2 separate regions of the Homo sapiens genome follow, and region 1 is linked to region 2. The links are chromatin loops, found by intact Hi-C in ENCODE. Cell type or tissue: mammary epithelial cell. All regions are shown on one strand. Links, peaks and the distances in the headings refer to the core of each region. The heading gives the core; the rest is flanking DNA.

Region 1 (10,557 bases), core at 1,130-9,129, 55 kb after region 2:
AAACAGAGATATAGATCAATGGAACAGAACACAGCCCTCAGAAATAACGCTGCATATCTACAACTATCTGATCTTTGACAAACCTGAGAAAAACAAGCAATGGGGAAAGGATTCCCTATTTAATAAATGGTGCTGGGAAAACTGGCTAGCCATATGTAAAAAGCTGAAACTGGATCCCTTCCTTACACCTTATACAAAAATCAATTCAAGATGGATTAAAGACTTAAACATTAGACCTAAAACCCTAAAAACCCTAGAAGAAAACCTAGGCATTACCATTCAGGACATAGGCATGGGCAAGGACTTCATGTCTAAAACACCAAAAGCAATGGCAACAAAAGCCAAAATTGACAAATGGGATCTAATTAAACTAAAGAGCTTCTGCACAGCAAATGAACACTTCTTAATGGATTAAAAAATACAGTTTGTTCTTAAAGTGCTTTACAAAAGAAATTTCAAGCCAAGATGGCTTCAATGATGAATTGTTCCAAACATTTAAGGTCAAAGTGTAGATAAATAGTGATATGGAAGAAGAAAATTAGACTGCAAGGGTACAAGTTACTTAAAGTCATTTTCAGTTCTTTTTTATCCTCTTGAATGCACAGAAATATTAGTTATGCTCACTCTTGAAATTCTCTTTTTTTGGCCTCTGTAAATTCCATAAATTCAAGAAATACTAAAAGAATATTCACAAAACTCAAATTTTATACCTTATGCACATCTGCAAGCATGTTATTACTATATCTGGTTTTCAGATAGAAACGCTATGTCTCCATGATGTTAAATAAATTTTCCAAATTCATACAGCTATGGAGTTGGAATTTGACTCCAGGTCTGTTTGTTTCTAAATCTTGCTCTCAGTTGTTCCACTTGGTTTTTCTGACATTCCCATTGGTCAATTTCCTTCTCCCGTTTTCTAACTGTGGGTATTTTTGGAAGGGCTTAGTTCTTAATCCTTGACTATTCTGTCTTTAAATATTTCTGCTTGGAAAAATTCATCATTCTTTTGGGTTCACCTATGTTTAGCTGATTCCCTAATTTGTATTTTGACTCCTTTTCTCCCTCCTTCATTGCTGTTTTTTTAAAAACTTATCATTCCTTTTGAAGGGTTCGAGCAGCATTTTGTCATGTAGACTGAAATTTAGCTTCTTATCTTCCTCATTCCTTATTTGTTCATTTTCTGCCATCCTACTCAAACTTCCCTCATCTTAAAATTTTGGTCAGGTTTCACTTGTGCTTTTTTTCCTTTCTGTCCTTCTCCAAACCATAGAGATATTAAATCCTGTTTCTTCATGATGTCATCACTTGATTCTGTTTTTGCTTTACTATTTCTACTGCTTGTGGAACCACCTTAACTGATCTTCCTGCCTTAAGTCTCTCTCTGTTTTAGCTGATCCTGTGTACCATGGCAGTTTAAAATATTCCTTTCATCCACGGGCATAGATTTGAACATAATAATAGCAACCTAATACTTTTTAATACCTTCTGTGTTGCATGTTCTACATACTAGAAAGTGCAACATTTATGATTATTATCCCCATTTTAAGATAAGTAATTTAAAGCTCAGAAGAGGTTAAACATTTTCAATGTCACACACCTAGTAAGCAGCAGAGCAAGTAATCATAGAAGTTGGTTAGATCCTAAAGTTTATGCTCTGAACGCACACAGAAATCATGCAATTTGTGACCTAAGTGGAATAGATTTCATAGTGAAAAGGATTGTTACTAGTAATTTTTCTGGGACAATAGATCTAAAAGTGGAGGATCCCAAACAAACCAGGACTAGTAACACCATATTAATACGACACTCTACTTCCTCTCCAATAAAACTGGGAAGGTTAGACAGATGTCTATTTTGGGGACAAAGGTGATATGTTAATCTTTGTACTTGTTGAGTTCAGGGTGACAACGAGCATGATACTGGAACATTCTGCTAGAGAGGCCATATACACAGGACAGGGAATTAACAGAAAGGTAAGAGCAAATTTAGGTACTAACCATGTAGAGAATGTTTTCAAAGTCATGAGATGAGATGACCAAACATTTAAGAAGCAAGAGGCAGAGATGATTGAGAACTGGTCACTGGGAATTTTGAAACATTGAGTGGGTAAGGAGGATAAAGAGACAGAATGGGAGATGACTCTATTAGACTGTAAATCTCTTTAGGAAGTCAACGATTTCTTTTGCATCCTTTATTAGCATTTTAATATGCCACACACACATATTGAAGACTAATATACCATTAAGTATAATTGCAAACCACATGACTTCTGGTAGATACGTCTAATTTTGTGCCCATCCTTAGATCCTAACTGAAATCATTTCATATGCAGACATTTCAGCTGCCATCTTTTCTCTCTGGACAGGCTTTCATGTGTTTTTTGTTGAAATTGTGGCTTATTCCTACATTTCTTTTATGTGGAGTGAAGGATACTGCCTTTACCACCACCCTTGTGCTGTTTGACGGTCTACAAGACACTTGAAGGTTAATGCATGTGCCATATACACAAAGCACATTGTACATATGCTTACCACATGAGTATGTTATAATCCATGTCTCATATATATTTTAATAATGTTAATGTTAGCAATAAATAGAACAAAGAATCCATTATACAGAGATTCAAGCTTTGGAAAAACGGACAGTTCTGCATCAAAAGTAAATTAAGCAAGAATATTTATTTCTATGCTTCTCTGTGCTTATATTGGAGTAAATCAACAGTGAAAATGGTTTGAAGAAACCCTGGTTCATTTGAAATAAAACGCTGATGCATTTGAAATGAAGTTCCCATGGAAACCATCTCTGAAGTGACAAAAACCTCAGAAGAACTTTCCTGGTGTGGCATCAGGAATACAAGAACCCTCTAAATCTTCTAAAGGAAAGTAAATGTTAAATGAACCCCTAAGGTCCTCTTTGCCCTTTGGGTCTCAAGACCCAATATCTTAAGCCAAATTATTGGCTCTAAGGAAGAGAATTATGAAAATAGTAAGAAGATAAAGGGGCGAGAGACCTTGTTGAGGATTCAGATAATCACAAGTCACACAATGTTGGTTAATGACTGAGACTGGTATGAAGGCTAAAAAAGCTTTGTGTAGCAACTTGCATTATTTTAATTTTAATTTTTATTATTATTAATTTTTTGATAATGAATTGTTTTTCTCTATTTCTTAAGTGTGCATAATGGGATTGAGAGCAAGGATTGGGATTCATTAGAACTACTCTGGGACGTGGACAGTTCCAAGTGTACATTGACCAATGAGACATTATCATTCCTGAGACTGAGCTGAGGGTGAGCAAGTCTTCACTCATACATGTGCACATCTGGCCTGTGTGCAGTGGACTTGCCTGGAAGAAGACTTCTGCCTTTGTGTTATGATTTCATAGCTTCTCCAAGAGGACTGTAGCCTTTAACTCTGACTAAAAACATGTATAACCCGTCTGCTAACTGAAGCTTGAATTTCCCCATATAGAGATTTATTTCTTGGCTATGAAATCTGTCATCTTTAATATATAGAAGTCCATAGTAAGGGCTATAAAATGCAAGTTGCTACACAAAGCTTTTTTAGCCTTCATACCAGTCTCAGTCATTAACCAATATTGTGTGACTTGTGATTATCTGAATCCTCAACAGTTCTCTTGCCCCTTTATCTTCTTACTATTTTCATAATTTTCTTCCGTAGAGCCAGTAATTTGGCTTAAGATATTGCATTTACAGTGCAGGATAAAAATGTGATGCCTTGGAGGGTTGCTGGTTAAGCCATGAGTGCCTAATGTTTTAGAAGAGTAACTGATCTTATCAAGTAAACACTTTTCAAATCTCTTCTGAGTCATTGCTGAAATGTCAGATTACTCTATTTAAAATTAAATCTGTGCCCCTTCCTTTTCTACCCCTCTCCCTGGCTTTTTTTTTTTCCTAGCACTTTTGATTTTACATGTTTTTTTTCTTTCATTTATATCTTTTTTTTTTGTCTTCTCCCACTTGAATGCAAACTTCATGAGGGCAAGAATTTGCTTTTTTTTTTTTCCCCCAACTAAGAACTTAGAAGAGTTTCTGGGACATAGTAGATGCTCGATATGTATTTGCTGAAGGAATATTATTTTTGTTTACGTCTTTCTTCAAGTCCCCATTATCTGACATATTAGCTGTGGGGTCCCTTCCCTGGCCTTCACATCTTGACAAAAATTGATATTAGTTATCTAATTAGTATTTGTTTTTAATTATCAAGCTTAATTTGCATGAACAGGTAGTGCAGGAAAACCAGGGAAGATTTCTTTATTTTTTTAGCTTGGAAAAGTTTGTATAAATTTTGGTAAATATTGGATGTGAGTGGAATAATGACTCTTCTCCTGTGAAGCCCAGCACTCCCTAATTTGACCTTTCCTGGCTCTAACACTTTCTACCTTTGTCTTATTCCACATATGTTGCTGTGAAAGAATACCTGAGACTGGGTAATTCATGAAGAAAAGACTTTTACTTGGCTTACTGTTCTGCAGGCTGTTCAAGACGCATGGTGCCAGCATCTACTTCTCGTGAGGACCTCAGGGAGCTTCCACCCATGGCAAAAAGCCAGGGGAACTGGTACGGAGAGATCACATGGCAATAGGGAGGAAGCGAGAGGAAAGAGAGGTGCTAATATGAGAACTAATAGAGTGAGGATTCATTCATTACCACTAGGGTGGCACTGCCCCTGTATCTCAAACTCTCCTCTTAGGCTCCACCTCCATCATTGGGGATCAAATTTCAACATGAGGTTTGGAAGGTCAAGTATCCAAACTATAGCAGCCATCCTTTAAGACTGCTTGTTTTTATCTATCAAGAATCTCATGAGATCTTTGTAAGTAAAAATCCTGCTTCAGAGAATTCATTATCACTCACAGGGAGGTAGTACAGCCAGTGGAAAAGACCATGAAAATTGGAGTTAGACAGATCAGGGTTTGACTTAAGATTCTGGAATCTGTTAGCTGTGTGTGTTTTCTCACTTTTAAAGCGGAGATTAACATGTCTAATTTATGAGGTTGTTGTGAGAAATAAATGAGGTAAAATCATTTGTACATTGGTTTTGGATTCTTGGTGTCTGTATGAAGGTGCTGGGTTGGATACAGTATTTGGTATACAGTAAGTGCTCAATACAAGGTAGCAAGCATTGGTTTTTCCCATAGAGCCTTGTCCTTATTTGTGCTTAAAAAGATGTAACCTAAATGAAAGAATAGGTTAAAAGTATGATACATACATTAAAGTATGTATGATACATACATAAAGTATGATACATACATTAAAAGTATGATCAAGAGTGTAAACAAACATTTCCTTTTCCTCAGGGAACTTGGTCTCTGGCAATGGCCCTGAGGGAGGCTCTGTAGCCACTCCGAGGTCTGTACTCCAGAATAAAACTCTCCAGACGCCTGTTATCCACGGTGTTAGGAAAGACTGCTGTCTCATTCCTGGAAGCTGGGCAGAAGCCTTGGGGCAAAGTCACAATCAGAGATCGTTTTCTTCAGCTCTGCAAGAGAACCAAGATTCTCAAAGAGAATAAGGATTCTCAAGGTGGAGAAGCAGAAGCAGAGGGGCCTGGGCTCCAAGTTGTCACATTCTTTTCAGCAGGGCCACTGGGTTTCCGTGAAAGAGATGGGCAACGGGCAGTAGAGAGCAGCACCATGGCTCCAAGCTGAAGGGGGTGAGTGCCTGTCTGAGCCACTGGGTGCCACAGCCACTGGGTGCCACAGCAGAGTGGTTAAAAGAAAGCTCAGACCACTCTCAGCTGTCAGAGCCCCGGCTTGTCACTGAAGGCTCAGTGTCAACTGTGAGAAGATAAGAGGAGTAATTTCGATGTTCCTGTGAAGCGCACACTAACTCATATCATTGTTCCTACCTTCAATCTGCATTTATTTAATGATGAGTCATGTTGATAATATTTCCTGTGTCCATTGGTATTTTTTTTTCTATAGCACTGTGGATATTTTCCTCTGTAATTGAGTATCATTTAATTACAAGTTTTAAATGGTTAATTTGTGTTAAAAAAAAAAAAAAACAACTAAAAACCAAGTGAACATTGAGATTATACAGTGGAAAATAAAGTCTTTATCCCTGCCACCCCCCCCACCCCACCCCCACAAAAATGCTCAGACCAGGGGAGTCAGACCGCAGAGCTCTCCTGCTGCGGCAACTCTATAGCCCTGGGACTTTGTGCAGGTAACCCAGACAGGGATGAGTGTAACGCCACACAGCGTTTAGAACAGTGCCTATCCCATAGTTAGTGCTCAGTAAATGTTTCTTTTCTTCTCCCTCCCACTACCTTAATTTCCATTAACCTCCCGGTGTGTGTAGCCTTTCTCTCTTTCTGAGTGACTCTTTCTTTTTCTCTCACAGACAGTCCTAGAGGAGAATGCCTGCCAAGAACTCCTCCTCCGTGACAGCGTTTATCCTCTCAGGCTTAACCGACCAGCCGGGACTCCAGATCCCCGCCTTCTTCCTGTTTCTAGGTTTCTACGCGGTCACGGTGGTGGGGAACCTGGGCTTGATAATCCTGATAGGGCTCAACTCTCGCCTGCATATCCCCATGTACTTTTTCCCCTTCAACTTGTCCTTCATAGATTTTAGTTATTCCACTACCCTCGCCCCTAAAATGCTGATGAGCTTTGTCTCAGAGAACATCATTTCCTATGCAGGGTGTATGACTCAGCTTTTTTTCTTCTGTTTCTTTGTCTTTTCTGAATCCTATATTCTATCAGCGATGGCGTATGACCGCTACGTGGGCATCTGTAACCCACTGTTGTACACGGTCACCATGTCTCCCCAGATGTGTTTGCTCCTTTTACTGGGTGTCTATGGGATGGGGATTTTGGGGCTGTGGCTCATATGGGAAACATAATGTTTATGTCCTTTTGTGGAGACAACCTTGTCAATCACTATATGTGTGACATCCTTCCTCTCCTTGAGCTCTCCTGCAACAGCTCTTACATAAATTTGCTGGTGGTTTTTATTATTGTGACCGTTGGCATTGGGGTGCCGATTGTCACCATTTTTCTCTCTTATGGTTTTATTCTTTCCAGCATTCTCCACATTAGTTCCACAGAGGGCAGGTCTAAAGCCTTCAGTACCTGCAGTTCCCACATAATTGTGGTATCGCTTTTCTTTGGGTCAGGTGCTTTCATGTACCTCAAACCACCTTCTATTCTACCCCTGGACCAGGGGAAAGTGTCCTCCATTTTTTGTACTGCTGTGGTGCCCATGTTTAACCCATTAATCTACAGCCTGAGGAATAAAGATGTCAAAGTTGCCCTGAGGAGAACCTTTTGCAGAAAATTAGTCTCTTAAAAATGAATGAGAAAGGGAATCCAAACCTTTGTTAATCAGGGGGTTTCTTTTCTTTTTTTCAGTGAGGGAACAAATGCCACTGCTTTCTCTCCTATACTTAGAGAAAAATTTTAAATGTATTCTTAAGTGCACTTACACCCTGCACTGCTTATCCACACCAACTATTCCAATTGTTATTTTATGAGAATAGTTTCTACTGTTATACAGGGTTTAATCTTGAATAGGCTTATGAAATCATTTACTCCAGTCTCCTCATGCAATACATCACACTCAAAAATATTTTGTAGGCTGCCAAAGGACACACATGTACCTGATGCCAGAGCTGAAACTAGAGTCCAGGCTCTTGAATTTTAATACAATCTGCTGTGTTTTTCTTCAGCTACACTTCCTTGTTCCATCGTTTCCCTGACTGATTTCATTTAAAATTTTTTTTTTTGCATTTAAAGATATCTAATTATATTCATAGTGATGTCATGCAACTTTTCAAAGGTTAATTTTTGGAATAACATTTTTGCAAGAGTGTTGGAAGTGAAAAATGTGGTTGATGTGGTCTTGACAAAAAGATAAGAGAAAATTTTAAAGAATTTTGGGGTGTGTGAGTGAGAAGTAGATTAGGTTCCTTATAGAATCAAGGATGGTGCCCATGGAGATGGTATAGAGCCTTGAGTGAAGGCTTACAATAGAAGGCCTTCTAAGGGAGAGATAAACAGAGTTGAGGGAGTTAAATTTGTTAGATACAAGCTTTATTCTTCATCTGAAGATTAACGGAGACAGAATTTGGAGCCTCACCTCAAAGGTCTGAATAATGTAAATTAGTAATAGACAGCTCTGGATAAGTGAGCCATTAGAACCACGGCAGCCAACTAGTTGTTAGGGGAGGCAATTGCCATTATATAGTTAAGACATTGCATATATCTGTGACCTTCTATTAATAACAATAGGGCATAAAGGGAAGGGACGGTGGTCTTAGGAGAGGTCATATATTCACAGCATTGGGTAAGTGGAAGTACAACTTTGTATAACGAATGAGAGTAATTTTTTTGATCTGAATACATTAGTAATGGTAACAATTATTTCAGAAGTCATGGCATATGAACTGTCTGGAAGATAGTTTAATTTACAAACTTTGAAAAGTTATCTTCTATTAGAAAAAGGGGAAGTTCGGATTAATGTTTAGCTTTCTTCCTTTGGAATCTTTTGGTTTAACGAGGATAGAATTCAGGAAATGAAAGTGTAGGGGAGGGTTGTGTTTTGATGCTAAGGGAGATGAATGATGATGAAATTCAAGACACATGGATTGAGGGTGCACTGGGAATGGTGGAGAATCAGTACAATGAAAACACCCTACTCCTTCTTAAATTGAAATATAAATTTTACAGTGAAGTGCACAAACATTAACTGCTCGATGATTTTTTTTCACATTTATAAGGCTATGATTACTTACCTCCACCCAAATGAAAATATAGCAGATTTTTTATCATTTCAGGGTACTCCTGCCTGCCCTTTCCCAGTAATTACTACTCCCCATGCTCTTCCTGGAAATATTCACTATTCTTACTTTATCATCACAGTTTCATTTTTCTCGTGCTTGAACTTCATATAAATGTTAAATAGTGCATTTACTTTCTTACGTTTCACTTAACATAGAGAGTCATGTGAGATTCATCCATAACAGTTTTCTTGGTTATTGCTGTTTATTTTAGTATTCCATTGTAAGAATGTAGAGCAATTTGCTTATCAATATCTTCTTTATGGACATTTGCCTTGTTTTCAATTTCTACATGTTATTAATAAAGCTGTTATAAACATTCCTTTTTTTTTTTTTTTGAGACATAGTCTCGCACTGTTGCCCAGGCTGGAGTGCAATGGCACGATCTCGGCTCACTGCAACCTCCACTTCCCGGGTTCAAATCATTCTCCTGCCTCAGCCTCCAAAGTAGGTGGGATTACAGGCACCCACCACCACACACAGCCAATTTGTGTATTTTTAGTAGAGACAGGGTTTCACCATGTTGCCCAGGCTGGCCTCCAACTTCTGACCTCGTGATCTGTCTGCTTCGGCCTCCCAAAGTGCTGGGATTACAGGCATAAGCCACCATGCCTGGCCTATAAACATTCTTGAACATGTATTTTGCTGGAAATATACACTTATTTTTGTTTGGGTATATACCTAGATGTAGATTTTATGGGTCACAAGGTAGGCATATGTTTAGGCTTCTAAATGCTATCAAATTGTCTTCCAAAATATTTAAACTGATTTGCACTCCCATCAATAAATTCCAGAAAAGGATACTCTTCATCCTTATTTTCAGTATTTTTCATTTTAATTACTCCGTTGGGTGTGTAGTACAGTATTGCTTTAGTCTTTTAGATATTTCCCTGATAAATAATGATTTTTTTTTTTTTGACGGAGTCTTGCTCTGTCGCCTAGGCTGGAGTGCAGTGGCATGATCTCGGCTCACAGCAACCTTCACCTTCCAGGTTCAAGCAATTCTCCTGCCTTAGCCTCCCGAGTAGCTGGGGTAACAGGAGCCTGCCACCACACCTGGCTAATTTTTGTAGTTTTACTAGAGACGGGGTTTCACTATGTTGGCCAGGCTGGCCTCGAACTCCTGACCTTTTCTTAACAGACAAAGTCTTGCTCTGTTGTCAGGCTGGAGTGCGATGGTGTGATCATGGCTCACTGGAGCTTTGAACTCCTGGGCTCAAGCTATCTTCCTGTCTCAGCCTGCTGAGCAACTGGAACTATAGGTACATGCCACCACACCTGGCCACTTTTTCTATTTTTTGTAGAGATGAGGTCTCACTATGTTACCCAGGCTGTTACCAAATACCTGGGCTCAAGTGATCCTCTCATCTTGGCCTCCCAAAGTGTTGGGATTACAGGTGTGAGCCACCACACCCAGCCTTGTTGGGCACTTTTTATATGTTCATTAGCTATTTGGACATCACCATTTGTGAAGTGCCTGTTCAAGTCATTTGGCTACTTAAAAATAGTGTTGTTGCTGGGCACGGTGGCTCACACCTGTAATCCCAGCACTTTGGGAGGCCAAGATAGGCGGATCAAGAGGTCAGGAGATCGAGACCATCCTGGCTAATATGATGAAACCCCGTCTCTACTAAAAATACAAAAAAATTAGCCTGGTGTGGTGGTGGGCACCTGTAGTCCCAGCTACTTGGGAGGCTGAGGCAGGAGAATGGCATGAACCCAGAAGGCGGAGGTTGCAGTGAGCCGAGATCGC
Region 2 (10,557 bases), core at 872-8,871:
ATCTTTACATTTGGATGAGTGTTAAGTGCAGACATATTCTCCCTGTCTCTGCTTCACCTAGTTATTCCAGGATTTCTTCATTTTATGCAAATTTTTCTATAATCATAGACCATTTAATCGTGAATTGGCCTTACACATTATTTAATCTAGTCTCTTCAATTAACATGTGTTGGAGACTCAGAAATACATATGTTGCTCAAGGACACACAACTACTTGGTGCCACAACTGGGAATGGAATCCAGGTCCTTGAATTCCAGGCTGCTTTTTTTTTCTTTATGTCATTTTTTCATGCTTCATTGCTGCCCTTGCAGATATCCTTTTAAAAGTAAGAAAACTTAACACATTAAAACCTAATTCTATTCATAGTAATTTAATGTGACCTCTCAATAAATAATTTTTAAATATTTCATTTTTTTTCAAGAGGATAGAAGATGAAACATTTTCTTAAGTTGGTCTTCACCAAATGAGAAGAGAATTGTGTCAAGTTTGTAGAATGTGACTGACATTGAGTTAAGATTGAGGTTGTGTGGAACCCTAGGAACCCAGTCTAGGGAATTAGGACTTCCATAGGATTAAGGGTTATAAAGATGCTGAGTAGAAATCATACATTCATTTGAAAACTTAAAGAATCAGAATGTAGAGCTTTTTCAAGGGTTAGTTTGGGTGTTTGAGCTGTGATGGAGAAATATGTGGCTTAGGATAATCAACTAAGGGTCTGGAAGTTTTCGAGGCGAAGTAAATAATGTTGAGAATCTAGTTAGTTATTAAAACAGCACTAAGCAGCTGATTATTAAAAGAGGCAATTTCCATTGAATTTTAAGGTACTGCAGACTGCACTCATATAAACATATGTGGTAAAAGATAATTCATCCAAGACTGGGTTGTAAACCCACAACATATAATGATAGTTATAGAACACGCCAGATCAATACACTTTGATCTAAATAATTTATTAGTAGCAAAGGAAGGTTCTTTGGATTAGCATTAACCATGTTAAGTGCTGGGGAGACACTTTGATTTCTGAGCTTTTCCTTGGGAATATTCTTTGGGAAAAAGGGAAGTTTAGATGAGGGTGTAGTTTTGTTCTTTGGTATGACACGAAGGGCTTGAAGTCATAAGACTGAGAGTGTGTGTGTGTGTACGTGTGTGTGTGTGTGTGGTGGGAAAGATTTTTCTTTAGTCAGCGTGGAATAGGAAAGAGAAGTGAGTTCAGGAGACTTGTGGGTGGGCGTCTGGTGGGTGAGGTGAATAGGCTATTTGAGGTAGAGAGCAGATGAAAACAGCGATTCGTGAGGCACATGATGAAGTTGGTTTTGTATCCTGGCTCAGTTGCTTAGTAATTTTGTGACTTTGGGCAAATTACTTAATGTCTCTAAATATTAATTTTTTTATTTTTGAAAGTGATGTAATGATTCTGACTTCGTGGGGTCTTTGAAGAATTAAATGCAGGGCACTTACTACATTTTAGTTATCACCCTGCAATAATTCTTTTATGTAATTATCAGCACTTCCTTGAGTTTTTCCATGAGCTGAGACAAGTCACTTCATCTTCCTGGAACTCTGCTTAGTCATGAGAAAAATGAACTCTAAGTATCATTTAAAAAGTCATATATTTTGACTAAGTAATATTTGCGTATGGTACAGCACTAAACAATATAAATGGGGGTTATACAGTGAAAATATGTCTTCCTCCTATCTTATCATTCCATTCCTAAAATCTCCTTCCTAAAAACAACAGTTGTTGCTGATTTCCTATGAATCTTCTCATATTCGAGCATATCTATCTATGTATCTTTCTATCTATGCATGTATCTGTGTATGTATGTACATATCTATCTAATTTATCTAATCTATCTGCCTATCTATTCATCCACCTATCTTGTTTTAAAGTTGTATAAAAAGGCATTTTCCAAAGGAAACAGCCTAGAAGAGGATGGGATAAGAGAACAATGCAGGGGTAAAAAGAAGAGGAGCCAATCACAGAAGAGGTCTGGGAAGGGATGCAGCTGAGGAGGGAGAGAAAGAACAGAGGCACACTTGGCCCTGGATGCATCACTGTGGACCCCAGCCCTGGAGCCACAGGGTAACATTTTGGTTCCCTGATCTTCTGTCCTCATCTCGTGGTTGCACCACTCCCATCACTATTTGGTTGATATTGTGGTGAGGTCAGAGCCTCTGATAGTTAAGAATATCAGGATGGCAAGTATTTTTAATCCGTCACAAAGTTCTATACGTGCTTATCTATTTTAACTAATGAGGCACATGGTTTTTCTTTTTCTGATTCTTGGAGCAACTCATATATTATTGTTGAAAATTTGGAATGTGAAATATGTGTGAAGAAAATGATTACCTATATCTCAATGTGGTAGTTTGAGTTATTGGTCAAAATTCGTCATTCATCTAGTAGTATTATATATCCATTCCCTTGCCATGGTCTCACAGAAGTAGGGTATATTTTTCCTTGCCTATGACTGTTGGCTTGGCCAGGTGAACTATTTTGGCTAATAGGATATTAGTAGATGAGATGTTAGCAGGAGCTTGGAATATCTTTGCATGGTATTTGCCCTCTTCGGCTTCTGCCATTGCCTTGAGAAGAGTCCCTCCTGGGTAAATGCTGCCGCTCCCAACTAATTCTCAATATGAACACACGAGGAGCAGTGTTCACTGTGCAGAGCAAGCAGTGCGGCCCAGCTGAGCCCAGACAAGACGAACTACCACAATCAATTTGTAGACATATGAGAAACAAATATTCCTTGTTGTATGCCAATGAGATTGTGTTTGGTTGTATAATAATAGCTAACTGGTCTACTCCACCATTCGGAGAACAGGAAAGGAGAATATTGTCTGGAATATGAAAGTCTCTTCCAGTGGGATCATCCTGTATGTGCTGTGTTACAAAATGTTGTTTAACTTATCATTATAATGTGATCTTTATTCCTTATCAATATTTTTTTGAATTGTAATTTTCCATGGACTTAATTAATCATGTAGCTATGTCATATTTTATTTCAGCTTTTTCCTGTTGCTAAACATTAACACTGTGTCAGTCTCCCCAACATTTAATTGATATAAATAATACCATAACTATGAGTTTTGTGTTAAAATTTTTTAAAAAATTAAGCAATCTCCTACTGAAAGAATGTGTTAAAATTTTTATCTAGATTTCTGATTATTTTCTCAGGAGAGATTCCTGTTGTGTCTTTCTTATTTTTCTATTCAAAATATTTTTCGATTTTCCCTGTGATTTCTTCTTCCTTGACCTATGTGTTGTTTAGTCATTCTTTTCTCAGATATATTTTCGCTAAGTTGACAGGTGAGCCAGAGCTTCAACCCTCTCTCTACTCTGTGTTTTGGTCACCCTAACTGGGATGACCACACCACACCTCCATGTACCCACTGCCACACCTCCATGTACCTTTATATCTTTAGCTTTTCCTTCATAGGTTTCTTCTATTCCTCTGTCATTTCTCCCCAAATGACAATAAGCTTTGTGACAGAAAAGAACATCATCACCTATGTGACATCAAACACTCAGCCTTTTCCTCTGGCTTCTTTGTCATTAGTGATTACTCCATATTTATCCCACTGGCCTTGGATCACTATGAGGCCATGACCCTGCCGGTCTCTTTCATAAGTTTCATTTCTGTAGATGGTTCATAAGTTATAGAATTTGCTGATGCTGTGGTCCATCAAGGGACATGGACCAATTCCTGTTTTGTGATCACAGTTGCATGAGCCTTAACTTGTGTAACATAGGCCCGCTTCAGGCTGCCTGAATCAGTACCTATGTCAGAAGCAGGTGGATTTGTATTCATGAGAACCAGCAGTGTACCATGCTGTGTTATCATTTTCATATTTTGTTTTCATTCTTTTCAACATTTTTCATTAACCCAGTGGTCCAAATCTTCAGCCAGATTCCATAAATCTGTTTATTTCTTTTTTTGGATTAGGGACATTCATGTACCTCAGATCTCCAGAAGCTATGGGTTAGTGTAAATTACAGTGTCCTTCACCAAGATGGGGCCAGTGATGAACGGTCTGTTCAACACCTTGAGGAACAAGACTATCTAACTTGCTGCAATGAAACCTTTGTCATTTTCTTCTTGACTTTGAGTGGTGATGGTTACTAGGACTCTTTTTGAATGCTTTCCAAAGAGTATTTGTCCTCTTAATGTTTTCCTTGTAGTGTAGGTCATATTTAACCTTTCTACCAATGGCTAGAATCATACACAGTCTTGGGATAGTCCAATTATGTTACACTGGCAACGGAATATCACATACACCACCACAGCTGGTTGCTGGAAGACACTGTCTTTGTCTTTGCTTTGTGAACTCTCTATGACCCTGGTTTCTTCATAATATTTGTTTTGGAAGCCAAGACCTATGCAGAGCATCTGATTGGCTGAGATGGGGTGGTGTGGTTGGGCTGTGGATTCCAGGAGTCTGAGAGCTAGTGTCTGGTCTTACTAGTGGGAAGATTTCAACTAAGATTCACACAAGGGCAGATTCCCCAGTGAGAACAGGGTTCTGATACTGAGAAGCCAAATCTCTCTTGATCTTAGCCAAAAGGCAGAGAAGCAATGAGAAGCCAGATAGTGACTGCACTTCCTTATCCTTCGGGTATCTGAATTTCACTTCTTCAGAGAGGCTGTACCTTACCTTAGAAAGTCAGTTCAGTTTCCCCAGTTAATGAGTCCGTAAGACCCTCAACTTACCTTTGGAGCACTTAACCCACTTCTAATTAGTTATAAATAATGACATCTAGGACTTCCTTCTAATAGATGTTTGGCTTGGGGTTTTACATGTCATGTAGAGGTAATGTAAATTCCAGGTCTATGCACCTGTGTATGCTGGTGTGGTAAAGAATTCTTAAAGCAGAGGCTTTTCCTTTCTCTCTGTTTTCCCTTTCCATCCAGAGTCAAGGTTGAGACCAGCCTGTATCCTCACCATCTCCCTGAAGGGACACTTCTTTTCTGGCTCATTCACTCAGGCTTTACATACTTTTGGCGTTGGTTTATGAGGGTTGTGGGGAGGTAAGGTGGCCTCTAATTCTACATCCATCCTGCCTGGGCTCCAGGCTTCATCTCTCGCCCCTCATGTGTCAAAACCCAGGCTGCAGGCCTCCTACGACTGGCAGACACTTCCAAGGGAAACAGTGGCTCCAGCCTTATCTATACTGTTAGATGCTGTGCTTCTGTCTTTATTTTTTACTTCTAAAATCTCTTATTTTTAGACCAGCTAAGCCAATTGGTGGGTTAGTATGTTTGTTATTAACATTTTCATTCAGCATTTTTCTCTGTTTTAGAGGGAGGACATTTTTTTTTTTCCTGAACATTCAAACTGCTAAGTGGTTAGAAATAACAATTCATAAAATTAATAAATAGACTTGTTTTTTGTTTTAATAAGCACAAAATAATTCCTTCTCTCTTATGCTTTCTTTGGCTATTTCTTGGTATTGGGTGAAACTCATGGGAGAAAAATAATGGGGAAAAAGGTCACATTTTCTAAAATAAAGTCAGAAATCAATTAAAATTTAGAGCTGGAAGTTGGCTTACAGACTACAGAGTTTTTGGGTCACTGGACCCAATCATCTCTCCTATGACAGTTTTACCCAGATTAGAGAAATATCAGTTTTACAGATTAAAGAATGTTATGTGGTGGTTGCTCTTTCACTCTGCTTAGTGAGGTAGCCTCTATTTGCTGTAATGTGGGAAGCCAGAGGGTGCCGTGTTTTATCAGCCTGGCTCATCCTGGTTGCAGTGGCCAAGGCGAACCCACAGGAGCTGTCTGTGTAGGCAGTCTGCTTGGAGCGGATGTTGCAAGAGTAGATGCTGGGACAGGAATGTGGCTTTGACGCAGGCCCGAGCTAGCACAGAGGAGGAAGTGGAGGAGCTTGGAGAGCCACCACCTAGGAGTCGCTAGAGGCCACTTTTTTATCTGTGTATCTACTCTTCCAGTTTTTTTCCCTGCCTCCTGCCATGCTCCTGTTTTCTGGGTTGGTACCTGCTGGGCCACAGTAGTGCAGAGTGTGGCAGGGGACAGCACCTGCTGTTTGCCCCAGTTCAGCCAAGTGTTCTGACTCAGGCTTCTGGTCTTACAGCTCTTGTCTCCCAAAGATTCCTCTTGACTCCCAGGCAAGTCAGCAACGGGCTGTTTTTGTTGCACCAGAGTGCCTTCCTAGGACAGCTGTCACTTGTAGAAGAGTTTCTGCCTAGATTTCTGAAACAGAGGAGGGTGGGGGCATGACGCTACAAAGAGGAAAGGAGTCTTGAGTGAGAGCAACCCTTGTCTCCATCTTATGGCTGAAGGACGAGGCAGTGGGGAGACTGGGGAAATGCTCCTGGGAAGTGCCTTCAGTCTACAGCACAGGCAGGGGAGAGAATCAGAAATCCTAATTCTCGCATGCCCCACGTTCTTTTTAATAGGGGTTGTGGAATTGCTGAGTTGGAACCTAAAAAGACAGATATGTGGGTTTGCTTATGTTTGCGTGTCTTGAGTTTGTAGAGAGAAACACAGGGAAGTGGAGAAAGAAGGGAAAGGAAGTGACGATTATTCACCACCTATCCTGTGGCAGGCATGATGTCACTTAGGTGATGCAATCAGTCTCCCGGGAGGAGGGGAGTCCAGAGGTCTTGGATACGTGACTTGCCAAAGCATGGCCTGATTCAGACCTTTAGAGGCCACCCACTGGAAATTCAAACTAAAAAAGTTTTTATTTAACTTACATATTTGCAGGAATTAAAGTAGCTTCTCTTTAGAGTTTTGCTGTTGTGGTTGCTGTTTTCATTGTAAAATTTTAGAAACGCTTTTCAAAGACACTCACTGTGCTGGTGTCCTAAGCATACAGTTGATCTGCCTGTTGGGTAACTCAACCCAGCCCAGGGTTAGGAAATCTAGTCACTGAGGGATTCATACTTTGAGCTGTCTTACTCTAAAACCTACGGAAAGAGTAGTAGAAGGTGGTGAGATTCTTTCCTGCTCTGAGACAATTCACCAGATAATTCCTGGCCAAATGTCAGGGACTTCAACAGCAGGGGAAGGTTGCAGCTGCAAATGGCCATTTAGTGGTGGTGATGGGGGATATAGCTATAAACTTGACCATTTGGTTTGGTTGGGTGGTTGGGGGAGGTGGATCCAGGCCTAGCCCCTTGAGACAGGGTCACTAGTCAGGCAACAGGGCATCTGACAGCATGTTCTCTGTAGCCGTGTGAGTGAATGACATGGTCCTGCTGAGCTTGGGGTGCAGAGGTGGCTAGATGAGATCCTAGGATAGGGTGACAACATGGTAACTGCAGGAAGCCGGCTCTGAGTAGACAGTATCTGCAGCTGCAGTCTTGTATTTATTTGTGCTGGGAGCAGGGATGATTCTCTAAATAAAATGCTAGGCCCTTGTCCAAGCATCCTGGTAATTAGAGAGAGGCATAACTTGAGTGGATGTTTTCTGGAGGAGGGTCAGACTTTATCCGGGGCTGCTGCAAGCTGCATCTCTGAACAGATAAAGCCCAGTGGCTTTCTATTGTCCTTTCATTAATGAAGTATTTTCAGTGGGGTGGTATGAAGATTGAGGGCTTGAGAACATATATTCCAAGTAATTGGTGTGGAATTTGGTTAGCATTTGTTTAAGTGCATTAAAGGCCCTCATTTTGTGTTTTGAGATGAGAATGGAGCATTAAGACCCTGACAGAGATTGCTGTCCTTGTGTTTTATTCTTCCTGCCATGATGGTTTTAGATCTGAGCCCTGACTGTTTTTTTTATACCCTCTCTGCTTTTAGTGATAAAATCCTCCGCCCCAAACTTTTTGAAGCTTTTTAAAGACCAGATTAGATCCTCCTGCAAAGCTGGGAGATGCATGGCAAGGCTGAGTAGTAGAATTTCGCATGAATTTTGAAATTTATAGTTTAAAAAGCCTGAATTTTTGAAAGCTATAGTTTAAAAAAGCATGAATTTTGAAATCTATAGTTAAAAGATATGGGGTCGGGGTGCCAATTTCTCACTTGTGCCTTTGGGTAAGTCTTAACCCCAATGTTCTTATCTATAAAATGGGAATAATGTTATGAGGTCATAAGGATGTAAGATTAATTGATATTGAGTGTTAATGTGCTTTATAAATTGTAGTGTGAAGGACAAATGTTACTTTTTATTTCAGTTGTGGGCTTAGCTAGTTTGGAGGTAGGAGGAGAGGTAGAGAAACAGTGACAGGTCAAATAATAGCGGTAAGGGAGTGCATCTGTGGACCTTCTTAGCCTTGCTGAGAGGGCTCCTTTTCCTGGACTCTGCTCTGGCCATCCACTGACCACATCTTCCAAATTAGTCTGCAGAACCAAAGGGAAAGCATCTAGCTGGAGCCTATGCTCCCATTTCTAAGACATTGAGACAAACTGAAAGTGACAAGGAAGCCTTTATTCACTTATTGCAGTTTGCTTATTGTGTAAGCAAGAGGCAAAAAGAGAAAGAAGGAGGTGCCCTCTCCCCCTGCAGAACAGCACAGCACTGGGAAGGGTCAGGTGGATCAGCCCAGACAGGGTGGGAGTGGGGAAAGGATCGGGGTCAGTGAGAGGGGGAAGTTCTCTGTGTGGAAAAGTCTGAGTACTAAAGAAAAGTGTCTTCAAGTCTCTCCTGTGGCAGACACACTTGAGCAGTGTCTCAGCAGAGGTCCCCCTTCCCTCACTCCCTCTATCGAGGAGGTCTCTGAATGGAAGCACCTAAGGTAGGAATGCAGATATACATAAGGTTGTGGGCCAGGGGGGTAGGGGCTGGGAGAGGGTGTGAGTCCTTGACTGCAAATCTCTTGGAGACTGCAATGCATTGGCTGTGCACCAAGTCTGGTGAGGGGAGGGCAGATTTTCCTCACGAGGCCTGCCACACAAAGAAATTGCTTGTGTGTCTTGGTAATTCCTACAGTCAGGCCTGAAAGATCATACATAGATCTAGTTTGGGGCTAGACTCCTCATCTTCCAGGGTCTGTGTAAGCTTCTTTCCTGGCTCTAACCCTAACCCTAACCCTAATGCTAACCCTAACCCAGCTGGCAGTGGGAAGTGGAGGAGGGAAGCTTTGGGCCATGGGCAGGCACTTGGGAGCCAGGGCAGCTTTCCCTGGCCACCTTCTGACATGGAACTTTGAAGATTCTTAGGACTCTAATTTGAATCTGGCTTTGTAGGGCTATAAAGGTAGCTTGTCAAAGCAAGAGGTAGAAACATATTTTATTTAATACTTTATTAGATTTATTTTTTATTTTTAAATTTTTAATTGTGGTAAAAACACAATGGAAAATATACCATTTTGACCATTTTTAAGTGTGATTCTGTTTTTCTTTTGGTTCCATATGAATTTCAGGATTTTTTTCCACTTCTATAAAAAAAATCCTACTGGGATTTTGGTAGAGATTGTATTGAATTTGTAGATAACTTTGGGTGGTATGGACACTTTAACACTATTAAAATTTCCAATCCATAAACATGGATGTCTTTCCATTTATTTGTGTCTTCTTTAACTTCATTTATCAATATTTTAGTTTTCAATGTGCAAGTCTTTCACTTTCTCACTTAAGTTTATTCCTAAGTATTTTATTATTTTTGATACTATTGTTAGTGGGATTGCTTTCTTAATTTCCTTTTTAGATAGGCCACTGTTAGTGCGTAGAAATGCTAATGTTTGTTGATTTTGTATCCTGCAACTTTACTAAATTTTTTTATTAGCTCTAACAGTTTTTTGTGTGTGGAGTTTTAGGGTTTTCCAAATATAAGATCATATCATCTGCAAACTAAGATAATTTTATTACTTTCTGATTTGGATGATGTTTATTTCTTTTTGTTGCCTAATTGCTCAAGTTAGCAATTCCAATACTATGGTGAATAGAAGTGGTGAGGGTGGGCATTCTTGCCTTGTACCAGACCTTAGAGAGAAACCTTTCCATTTTTCACCATTATGATGTTTCCTATGGGCTTGCCTTTTACGGTTTTATTATGTTGAGATACATTCCTTCTATACTTAGTTTATTGGGTGTTTTTATTATGAAAAGGTGTTGAATTTTGTTGAATGATTTTTTGGATCCATTGAGATGACTGTGTGATTTTTCTTTTTTTTTTGAGATGGAGTGTCACCCAGGCTGGAGTACAGTGGTGCGATCTCAGCTTACTGCAACTTCAGCCACCTGTGTTCAAACGATTCTCCTGCCTCAGCCTCCCAAGTAGCTGGGATTTTAGGCACGTGCCACTACATCCGGCTAATTTTTGTATTTTTAGTAGAGATGGAGTTTTACCATGTTGCCTATGCTGGTCTTGAACTTCTGACCTCAAGTGATCTTCCTGCCTCGGCCTCCCAAAGTGCTGGGATTAAAGGCGTGAGCCACCACACCCGGCCGATTATCCTTCATTCTTTTAATATGATGTGTTATATTCATTGATTTGTTTATACTGAACTATTCTTGCATCCCTGGGATAAATCCCACTTGATAATGGTATATGATCCTTTAAATGCACTGTTGAATTTTGTTTGCTAGTGTTTTGTTGAGGATGTTTTCATCTATTTTCATCAGAGATTGGTCTATAGTTTTTT

What was found. Peaks named below come from ENCODE experiments on the same cell type or tissue, not always from the same donor. Only the 100,000 strongest peaks of a DNase experiment are listed, where the experiment ranks them.
Region 1: a loop joins it to region 2, with 5 times the contacts of the local background. A loop is called at or near these places in 2 of 110 quality-filtered maps.

The regions. Positions count from the first base shown.
Region 1 is chr11:124,477,755-124,488,311 of GRCh38, reverse strand. It overlaps the pseudogene OR8B9P. Among named protein-coding and RNA genes, the nearest start is that of OR8B8, 37 kb to the right of the region's middle. In mammary epithelial cell, for the core only: no CTCF peak of the experiment used is centred there; no DNase peak of the experiment used is centred there; H3K4me3 peaks cover 333 bases; H3K27ac peaks cover 511 bases.
Region 2 is chr11:124,532,054-124,542,610 of GRCh38, reverse strand. It overlaps the pseudogene LOC100421985. Among named protein-coding and RNA genes, the nearest start is that of OR8B12, 6.3 kb to the left of the region's middle. In mammary epithelial cell, for the core only: a CTCF peak has its summit at 5,859; DNase peaks (open chromatin) are centred at 4,380 and 5,810.